2 separate regions of the Homo sapiens genome follow, and region 1 is linked to region 2. A link is a loop called in an ENCODE intact Hi-C map of the cell type or tissue named here. Cell type or tissue: ascending aorta. All regions are shown on one strand.

Region 1 (5,000 bases), 520 kb before region 2:
GGACCCTGCCTGCAGCTTCCAGAGCCCAGCGGCTGGGCCATGCGGAGAGGAACGGACTGGCTGGGACCTGGCATGGGTCCAGTCCTGCCACCACTTTGCTCCTGGACAGGGTCATCTGTGCCTCTTTTCATCCGGTGATTATTGCACTTATCTAATAAATAAAAATTACATGAGACGCTATAAATAGAAGTTCTGGACATGGTAGGACCGCATAGGCATCAGCTATGATTTAAACCACATGGCAACAGCATGGCCTCTAGGAAGAGGGAGGCAGCGGGGAGGCTGTTCTGGTGCGAGATGAGCTCTGAGCAAGGCCCAGACAGGTTGCTGGTTAAGGCAGGAAAGGTGAGTCATCTTGTTCTCTAAGATTCCGAGAAGATGTCCTTAGGGTGATTTTTACAATGTTTCTTTGAATCACCTTTTTCTGCTAATGATGACAAATTACACTTTTAGAGATAATTTGAGTGTATTCCCTTCACTTAGTAATGTAATTTGTTGTTTTCAGGGCAAATAAGATTCGACGATGCAGGAATCTCTGGGACTTTGCTCCTAGGACTGCCCGGGAATCTTGACCCATCGCTAAGTAAGATGGTGTTTATAAACACAGGTGAGTTTCCTGTTTGTAGGGTTGTCTCGGCAAGACGTGGTTCCATGAGGACCAGTTTGCCCAGGTGCAGATCTGTGGTTTACACACATAAGTGACATCTGTAGGACCATGATGTCGCTCAGAAGCACTGTAGTGATGGCTGAAATTAAGCAGCCACAGGGAGACCTTTAGCTACTTAAAGAAGTCCAAATAACAGAAGAGAGACTGGTGTTGACCTTAGGTGACAAGGCCAAGAGAACTGAGCCAGTATCTCTGCAGCACAAGCCAGCAAGGCCACAGAGAAGAGGAGTCTCTGTTGACACCACTGCTGCTATTGTTCTTTTCCCTGAAAAACACAGTGTTCTCTGTTCTTCATCTCCCTTTACTTATTTATTGGATTTTCTACATTATTCCATTTGCTTAAAGTTCCAAAGAGTACACATAAGAACACCATTGATTGAAATAATTAAAACAGATAGCTTCAATAACAGCAAAACTGAACAGCAATGCAGCAGCTGATTTCTCTTTTGCCATTCTCTTGGGGTGTGGGTTTTGAAAAGCCAACTTGACTCCAGAATTTTTCAATATGCTTCGCTGTTGGAAATGGCTATGCCTTAAGGAAGTCAAGACCAGCCTTGTTCTCCTTAGACCAAGAGACCTGAGGAAGCACCTCACTGGCCCTCACCTGTGAAGGGGAATTGGCTTCTCCTCGGACAGTTATGAGAGTTTGCACCCTAGAAGTGAGGTGCATAGCAGCATGCTGGATGTGCTGTTTGCTTTTTTGTAAATAGGTGTTCTTTTGTTCATGCAAGATGTTAGAGAATTCTGTTTTCATTTTTTAGGGGAACCTCTCAAAGGAACAAAAAGCATTTATTCACTCAACCTGGGACTTCAACTTTATGGAAGAAGTAAGAGAAGAAGAGGAAGAAGAGGAAGAAGAAGCGGTGGCGGCGGAGGAGGAAGAGGAGGAGGAGGAAGAGAAGAGGAAGAAGAAGAAGGAGGAGGAGTAGCAGGAGGAGAAGAAGAGGAGGAGGAGGAGGAATGCATTTGTATTCCGTCTGGAAAAGAGCTTTCCCTAGGCAAAGCTAAGACACACAGCTGCAGCCTTGACCGATGACAGCTGTCCATTTCAGGTCCCACTCATAGAAATAATGACCCGGGCACAGGCAGCAATTGTAGCAGACGCTATTCCTTTTTTCTGTGTGTGCATCATTTTCGTTTGGTTTGTTTCTTACTCTTTGGTAGGAATTTCTGCTTGATGCTCCCACAGGACCTCGGTTCAGCTGGATCAGTGGAAAACCTGTACAACTTGTCCCTTTATAAAAACTCCCAGTTACAGTTTTTCTTTGATATTTACTTTGGAATACCTAGAGACTCTTCCCACCCACATCCCCCTTTCCAAAGACAACATGGTCGTGTTGGAAACAAAATTCGGGAGACCAGAGGACTTTGACTGTGGGAAGAAATGTGGTAGTTTAGGAACCTGCGACTCCTTCTTCCCAGCCCTCCAGACCCTCCAAAGAGCTGTTGACAAGAGCCTTAGATGAAGGCCCTGAGCTGTAGCCTAGCGCAATTCTCCTTTGCCTATCTGAAGAGCAGGACAGGCAGGATTAGCGAGGCAAACAAAACCTGAAGGACTTCTTAATAGCCAGACATCTGAGGCCCTTCAGAACCACTTTGAAGATCGGGGGTGATACTGGCTGAGGCTCCAGGTTTATCATTTGATTTGTGACTTTCAGCTCAGGCAGGAGACAGAGAGGAGAGTTCACCAGAGACAAGTCACTTCTGTTGAATGAGTCACCATCGCCACACAGCTGCTTGTTCCAGAGCAGCTATGGTGGGGACATTGTCTAGGATCCCAGGAAAAGTGAAAACATTGACCGGAATGTTTCCAGCACAATGAATGTGATAACAGAGAATGAATAAGTGGAACAGCTCCAACACAGCCAAGAAGATGTTGCTTTATGAGAGCTGACTTTCCCCAGAGCAGTGCGCTCCCATCACAAGGAGGATTAATTCATACATTTCAAGGCCTAAATGACAGACGATAAATGTGTGTAATTATGTAAGTGAGCCCACTGTGTTAGTATGCAAAGGTGCCCACTTTTCCTGCATCAGATATTGACCCTCTTCCATGTCAAAATTCAGAGAGTGACAGCTGCCAATCTCACCCCAGCATCCTCACCTGCTAACCAGGTATCTGTACTCACTCAGCGTGCCTGCTTGGCGAATCTCAGCTGAGTCAGTTACAACAGGTCCCCTTTCAGACAGGTGATGATTAGAAGGTTTGTGACTCAAAGAGCATGACGTGTTCCCTTTCCTCTGCAGCAGGAAGATACTCCCTGATATCGTAGCAGTGACTCAGCCTGCCAAGACAATCCATTTCATTCTTGTACCATTCTTGCATAAATCACAGTGCAGAAAGCTTGGCAAGATAATTTTTAAATTTTAAACTCGACCAGGAGAACTGTTGAGAAATAAGACTTCATATTGAAGTACGTTTCCTCTCCTCGGAAGCTTTCAAGAGGCGATGCTGGGTGAAGGGTTACTCCAAGGTAAATAAATGGTACTGTACTTGGTAGTAAACAGGAGCTGAGTGCTGATTCAGCCAGTCACAGGCCGTTCCTTCCTGAAGAACTCAAAAGCTGTTAGCATGTAAAGTGGGCTCTTCCACAAGGTGACAGATCAATCAAACTCTGTCATCTCCCAAACCTCTTTGAGGCAGGGTTCCATCAACAGATACCATCTTTGTTCACTTTACAGTTTGGGGGGTGAGGAGAAGGGCAGAAAAAGAACTCTCATTGGAAATATTATTTAATGTTTTAAATTAACTCAAAAGATCTTATGTTAATATATTATTTTTGTGAGTTGTTCTGAATTTAGATTCGTTTCCGTGTAATAATTCAGATACAAAGCTAAACATTGCAGAAATGATGGCAAATACTCATTTAAGGTTTATTATGCACAAAACACCAAGATATGTGTTTTGTATTATTTAGTCCTCTTGGAAACTGAAGCAGATACTGTTATTATCACACTAAGACAGGTGAGCAAACTGAGGCCAGGAGAGGCATCCGAGGTTACGCAGAACCCAGCCCACGACACACAGCTGCACTCTTTCCCTGCAAGTGACAAAGTTTAGCTTTATAAGCCAGGATTGCCTTTCTTTTCACTCTGACTAGAGAAAAATAGTTCAAACACAGCCAGAAAAATGTTGCTTTACGAGACCTGACTGACCCCAGAGCAGTGGGCTCCCATTATGGGGAGGACATATATAAGAGCCTAAAATTATAGCTCTAAAATTTATATCATTTTATTATATATTTATCTGAACTTTTTTTATTATTATTTATTTATTTTTGAGATGGAGTCTCACTCTGTCACCCAGGCTCAAGTGCAGTGGTGCTATCTCAGCTCATTGCAACCTCCACCTCCTGGTTCAAGCGATTATCTTGCCTCAGCCTCCCAAGTAGCTGGGATTACAGGCAACCACCACCACGCCTGGTTAATTTTTGTATTTTTAGTAGAGACAGGGTTTCACTATGCTGGCCAGGCTGGTGTTGATCTGTCCTCAGGTGATCTGCCTGCCTTGGTGAACATTTTCTATATATGTAAAATATTGTTATATAATTTACATTTCAGTTCAATATATCAGAGCCATGTCCTTGCTTTGTGTCTTTGCCATTCGAGCTGCTGTAACAATACACATGGCTTAAACAAGTATTCATTTCTCACAGTTCTGGAGGCTGAAAGTCCAAGATCACGATGCTGGCAGAATCGGTGTCTGGTGGGAGCCTGTTTCCTGGCTCGTTGATGGTGCCTTCTCCTTGGGTCCTCACCCGGTGAAAGAGGTGAGGGAGCTCTCTCTGGCCATTTTTTCTAAGGGCCCTAATCCCATCCTTAAGGACTCCATCCTTATGACCTCATCACTTCCCAAAGATGGCATCTCCTAATACTTAAGAGGTCAGGATTTCGACATGAATTTTGAAGGAACACAAATATTCAGTCCATAGCACCTTCCAAAGAGTTAGAGTGTGTGTTCCCAGCCTCAGCCACGTTGACATTCTGACGGAAACAGTTCTTTGTGGTAGGAGACCGTCCTGTACACAGTGTGTTCAACAGCACCCCTGGCCCTCACCCACTAGATGGTAGGTGCATATCTGTCACTTGTGACAAGCAAACTTACCTCCAGGCATTGCCACATGTCCCCTGCTCGGGTGGGATGTGGGAAGCCAAGTCAACCCCAGGAGAGAGCCACTGATGGAGACATTCCAGGGCAATCTTATTCCTGAAGTCCTGTGTCTTAGTTAGAAACGTAAAATACGTGAGTGGCAAACAACCCAAGACTTCCTTGCTGAACAGCAGGAAATCAGCCTCCTGTAGCCCCACTCCTCACCTCCACTTGGCATGACCA
Region 2 (5,000 bases):
ATGCGTGACACCACTGCAACATGCTCAGTGGCCCCTGAACCTCCTCCAGGAGACGCCCACACTGGGTTGTAACTCCCTATGCAACATCGGCTTCCACCACTCGACGGTCGGCACAGAACCTGGTCCTCAACCACCCCTGAATACATAAACGATCCTATGAATCAATCCATCCATGAATCAATCCCCCAAGCGTGATCATCCAGACGGGATGCAAAAGATCCCGGTCCTGTTCTCCTTTCCCTTCCGCTTAATACCTTCGGCTTCCTCCTTTTCATACTCCAGCCTCCTGCCTCCTGACCCACACACACCCCACCCCTAAGCCAGCAAAGCCAACGGGTCCAGGGGTGACCTGCCGGTGAAGAGCGACAGAGCAGAGGCACCTCCTAGGGACTGGGGCTCAGACGACCTGGCTCTGGGTAAGACGTTACTCTAAACACGTTTCATGGTTTGTGTTTCTGCTTATATAAAATAGTCATCGGTAGGATTGCCAAGAGCCCAGTTACATTGAATTTTAGATAAATAATAAATAATATTTTAGTATAAGTATATCCCAAATATTGCATGGGATATACTTATAGCACAAAAAAAATCATGTGTGATTTATCTGAGATTCACATTTAACTGGGTAACCTGTATTTTTATTTGCTAAGTCTGGCAGCTCCATCACTGATGTGCCGTTTTAAAACTTCAGACATCACTTTGGCAACAGCATGGTGACCTCATCTCAACCCCCAGCTGTGCCTTCGAGTCTTATTCAAAACGGCATCTTTTTAAACTCCTGGAAGGACCAAGTCTCATGATTTTTTAATACATGATATTTGTCATCTAAATCCATATTTGTGCAGTAGCCACAAAAATTGGAGGAAGATCACAGCTGTAATCCCAGCACTTTGGGAGGCCAAGGCAGGTAGATCACAAGGTCAGGAGTTTGAGACCAGCCTGGCCAACATGATGAAACCTAGTCTCTACTAAAAATACAGAAATTAGCCAGGCGTGGTGGCAGGTGCCTGTAATCCCAGCTACTCTGGGGGCTGAGGCAGGAGAATCGCTTGAACCAGGGAGTTGGTGGTTGCAGTGAGCCGAGATCGCACCACTGTGCTCCAGCCTGGAGACAGAGCAAGACTCCATCTCAAAAAAAAAAAAAAAAAATGGAGGCAGAAGAAAAGAGGTTCCTTCAGTTCACTCGGCTTGTCTCCAATAAATGTGTCATTAAAAACAACCTAAGTTTTCAGGAAGACTGGGATTTCCTAAACAATTCTATGCCACGTCCCATGTCTTACGGATCCGTCTTTTTCCTCTTCCCCTGACTTTACTTCCCCCATCCCTTAACTGTGGCCCTGACCTCCTATGGGGCACCGGATGTAATCACAGCAGTTCTCAGTGGGTGAGTGAGTAATCAGAGAATGAAAAGGAAGGTGATACCCCTGCCCTGTGGCTAAAGTCATAAATAGGAATCCCTTAATGAGCCACATAAGATCATACAGAGATGTCCCATCAACAAAAGTCCTAGAATGATAATAATAATAAAGTCTTGAAAGATGTATTTTGGGGTAGGATATTAAACACAGAAGGAAATTAACCTGACACCAGGCATGTCAGCCTCGGTTCCCAGACCCTCCAGCACACACATCAGGAGACCCAGGTACAGGCTCATCTGTCTGAGTGACTTTCCAGCCCTGTGCTTGGCCCCTTGTCTGGTTCTGTCCATTGTCTGCCTTCTCTTCCTAAGCCATCCATGCACGTCCTAGACAGACACAATGACGGAGCCAAGGACTCTGTGAACGAGGACAGGACATGTTAGCAAAGTCCTCAGCTGCCTGACACTGTGGTGAGCCCATGGGAGGAAAACCATTGGGCCCCAACCCTAAGGGCCAGTCGTCACTGGGCCACAGAAAGGCACACAGACAGCCATCAGTGGGGCTCCAGGTGCCTGATGAGGAAAGACAGCAACATCTCATGCTTAGGGCATTCCCAGCTCAATGAAATAAAGGCAATATTTTATTTAGCAAAAATTGTCACTATTTGTTGGAATGAGAGTCCCTCCTCAAGGCTCACAAACTGTCTCCAGGAGGATTTGTGCCATGGACTACAGCAGGGAGATTGTTTTATCATTATGATTATGAAGTCCTACCCGGCAAAGTCTGAAAATTTTGGTAGAGAAAGCATAAACCTTCTGTGTCTGTGAAGGAAAATTGTTATTGCTACTGAATATATGAATGCAAAATGCCATAATACAAAGATTTTTAATGCATTTCTGTCATATAGAGGGAGAGTAGAAGCTGCTTGAGTTTATTTAAATATTGTTGACAGAAAACTGCTGTCTTTAGGAGCCTAGCCATGGATTAAGATTCATATATATACACATATATACATGCAAATTAAAATGTTGAAAAAGAGACACTTATCAACATAACCTTTAGAAAACCAAGAGAATCTTGTAGCCTGAGAGCATATTCACAGGAGAAAAGGGAAATTCATGAACACCTCATTTTACTTCCTCCCGTAGGAGCTGGGAGATGGGAACATCACTAGACCACGAGCCGGAATTGCTGCAGGAGGATTCCCACACTCTGGGCCTCCGTGGGCACCACGAGGACTGGACGTGCGACCCCAGCTCTCTGGGTCTCAGTTTCGTCTCCTGCAGAGCATCTGAGCTAGACCGTCTCTAAAATTTCATCAAGCTCCTGTATTCCATTCTATTCTGAGATGCCCAATTCTTATGCCTGCTAAAAACCACAGTGAGAAATAATAACCTATGTCCACATTTTTGTTTCCTAGGAGAAATATCAACATGCGTCTGCCAAATAAAATATTGTATTAAATGAGTTATTTCAAAAAGTATTCTTTGACCACCTCAACATGTGTTAAAAGGAATGCCACATGTTAAAAGGAATGCCTCATGTTACACGGAGTCCTTCTAGGGTAAGAAAGAGAGGTCATCTGTGAGACAATGTCTGCTTTTGAAACTCTCCACATAACCATGGCCAGCACTGACCCCTGTTGGAGTAAGATACAGGGAAGAGGCAGCCAGGCAAGCTGGAAGAATGGAAAAAGAAAAAGAGAGTCTAAGAGACAGGAAATTTGATACCAAATCCAGGAAATTTGATACCAAATCCAGGAGCGCTGCATCCTCTATACCAAACCCAGGAGCCCTGAATCCCTCTACACCAAATCCAGGAGCCCTGAATCCCTCTATACGAAATCCAGGAGCCCTGAATCCCTCTACACAAAATCCAGGAGCCCTGAATCCTCTATACCAAATCCAGGAGCCCTGAATCCCTGCATACCAAATCCAGGAGCCCTGAATCCTCTATCAAACCCAGGAGCCCTGAATCCCTCTATACCAAACCCAGGAGCCCTGAATCCCTCTATACCAAATCCAGGAACCCTGAATCCCTCTATACCAAATCCAGGAACCCTGAATCCCTCTATACCAAACCCAGGAGCCCTGAATCCTCTATACCAAATCCAGGAGCCCTGAATCCCTCTATACCAAATCCAGGAGCCATGCCTCCTCTATACCAAACTCAGGAGCCCTGAATCCTTCTATACCAAATCCAGGCACTCTGAATCCTTCTTTACCAAATCCAGGAGGCCCAAAACCCTCTATATCAAATCCAAGGTGTCTGGACCCCTGTATACCAAATCCAGGAGGCCCGTGGCCGTCTATAGCAGATCCAAGTACCTGTGTGAGAGACAATGTGAACTTGAGACCATGAGAACGACGATACGTCTGACCACATCGTGTCCCCAGCACGTGATAGGATAGTACTGGATTGGCCACAGAGCCGCCGATATGCACAACCTGTACAAAAACATCCACTTTTCAGGGAGGTGAAGACACAAGGGAGGGGGTCAGGAGGCACCTGCCAGGAAATGTGCTGTGTCTTTTAACTCAATGACCATTCCACACCTGGGTTATAACATTGCAGTGTCTATGGAATGAAATGGGGGAAATATAAAATGAATAAGGAAGGAAGCAGCACTCAAGAGTTTTATCAGCCAGAGAAAAGTTACTGTTAATATTGTTCCTAAGTTGTTTTTTGATTTTTCTTTTTTTTTCAAATAGAACCTGGATCCTATTGTGCTATATTTTTTTTTCTAACTTGACATGGCATCACCAGCCTTCTCTCTTGTTTCTAACTTGACATGGTACCACCAGCCTTCTCTCTTGTTTCTAACTTGACATGGTATCACCAGCCTTCTCTCTTGTTTCTAACTTGACATGGTACCACCAGCCTTCTCTCTTGTTTCTAACTTGACATGGTATCACCAGCCTTCTCTCGTTTCTAGCTTGACATGGTATCACCAGCCTTCTCTCTTGTTTCTAACTTGACATGTTATCACCAGCCTTCTCTCTTGTTTCTAGCTTGACATGGTATCACCAGCCTTCTCTCTTGTTTCTAACTTGACATGTTATCACCAGCCTTCTCTCTTGTTTCTAACTTGACATGGTATCACCAGCCTTCTCTCTTGTTTCTAACTTGACATGGTATCACCAGCCTTCTCTCTTGTTTTGTTTTTGGAATATTCTGTAAGTGCTGTGTGATCCACAGGACCTACCCCAGGACCTCTGCGCCTGCACCTCCAGCGTCTGTCCTGTGCTGCTACACCCTGCAGCCGCTGCCAGGAGCTCCTGCTGGTGAGGCCCCCAATCAACAGGTGCCCTGGTTACTCTATCTGCAGAGGAGAAGACAGAGCTCAGAGGCAGCACAGGTGCAAATCCAAATGGGGCTGTCACCAAGTTGACCCTGGAATCTTAAATAATGCCCCTTGCAGGTGCCTACTATGTTGGGGCTTCTCTGCACTCCCACCCTTTCTCAACATCATCCCAACAGCACGTCTCCATCAGACGTGGGCTTTGTGACCCCCACCCCCAACCAACCATCCCCACAGAGAGGCTCTGCCCCTGACCTAGGGTGGGCACTCACCTTCTTTCGTTGTTTGCTGTGGCACAGGTGAATTACTCATCTTCTCTATGCCTCATCTTCTTCATATAG

Evidence for each region. Peaks named below come from ENCODE experiments on the same cell type or tissue, not always from the same donor. Only the 100,000 strongest peaks of a DNase experiment are listed, where the experiment ranks them.
Region 1: a loop joins it to region 2, with 2.9 times the contacts of the local background. A loop is called at or near these places in 12 of 110 quality-filtered maps.

Annotation. Positions count from the first base shown.
Region 1 is chr10:3,753,094-3,758,093 of GRCh38, reverse strand. LOC124902540 (a long non-coding RNA gene) reads left to right here and starts at 2,797. Exons shown (of 3, transcript XR_007062364.1): 1 at 2,797-3,141; 2 at 4,324-4,437. It overlaps LOC105376361 (a long non-coding RNA gene), which reads left to right and starts at 44. Exons shown (of 3, transcript XR_930578.4): 1 at 44-134; 2 at 506-607; 3 at 1,429-1,513. RefSeq lists enhancers at 47-266, 2,168-3,367. In ascending aorta, no CTCF peak of the experiment used is centred here; DNase peaks (open chromatin) are centred at 273, 2,393 and 2,873; H3K27ac peaks cover 1,725 bases.
Region 2 is chr10:3,230,089-3,235,088 of GRCh38, reverse strand. LINC02668 (long intergenic non-protein coding RNA 2668) reads left to right here. Exons shown (of 3, transcript NR_187504.1): 3 at 2,507-2,825. Among named protein-coding and RNA genes, the nearest start is that of LINC02668, 25 kb to the left of the region's middle. In ascending aorta, a CTCF peak has its summit at 3,018; a DNase peak (open chromatin) is centred at 2,988; H3K27ac peaks cover 2,551 bases.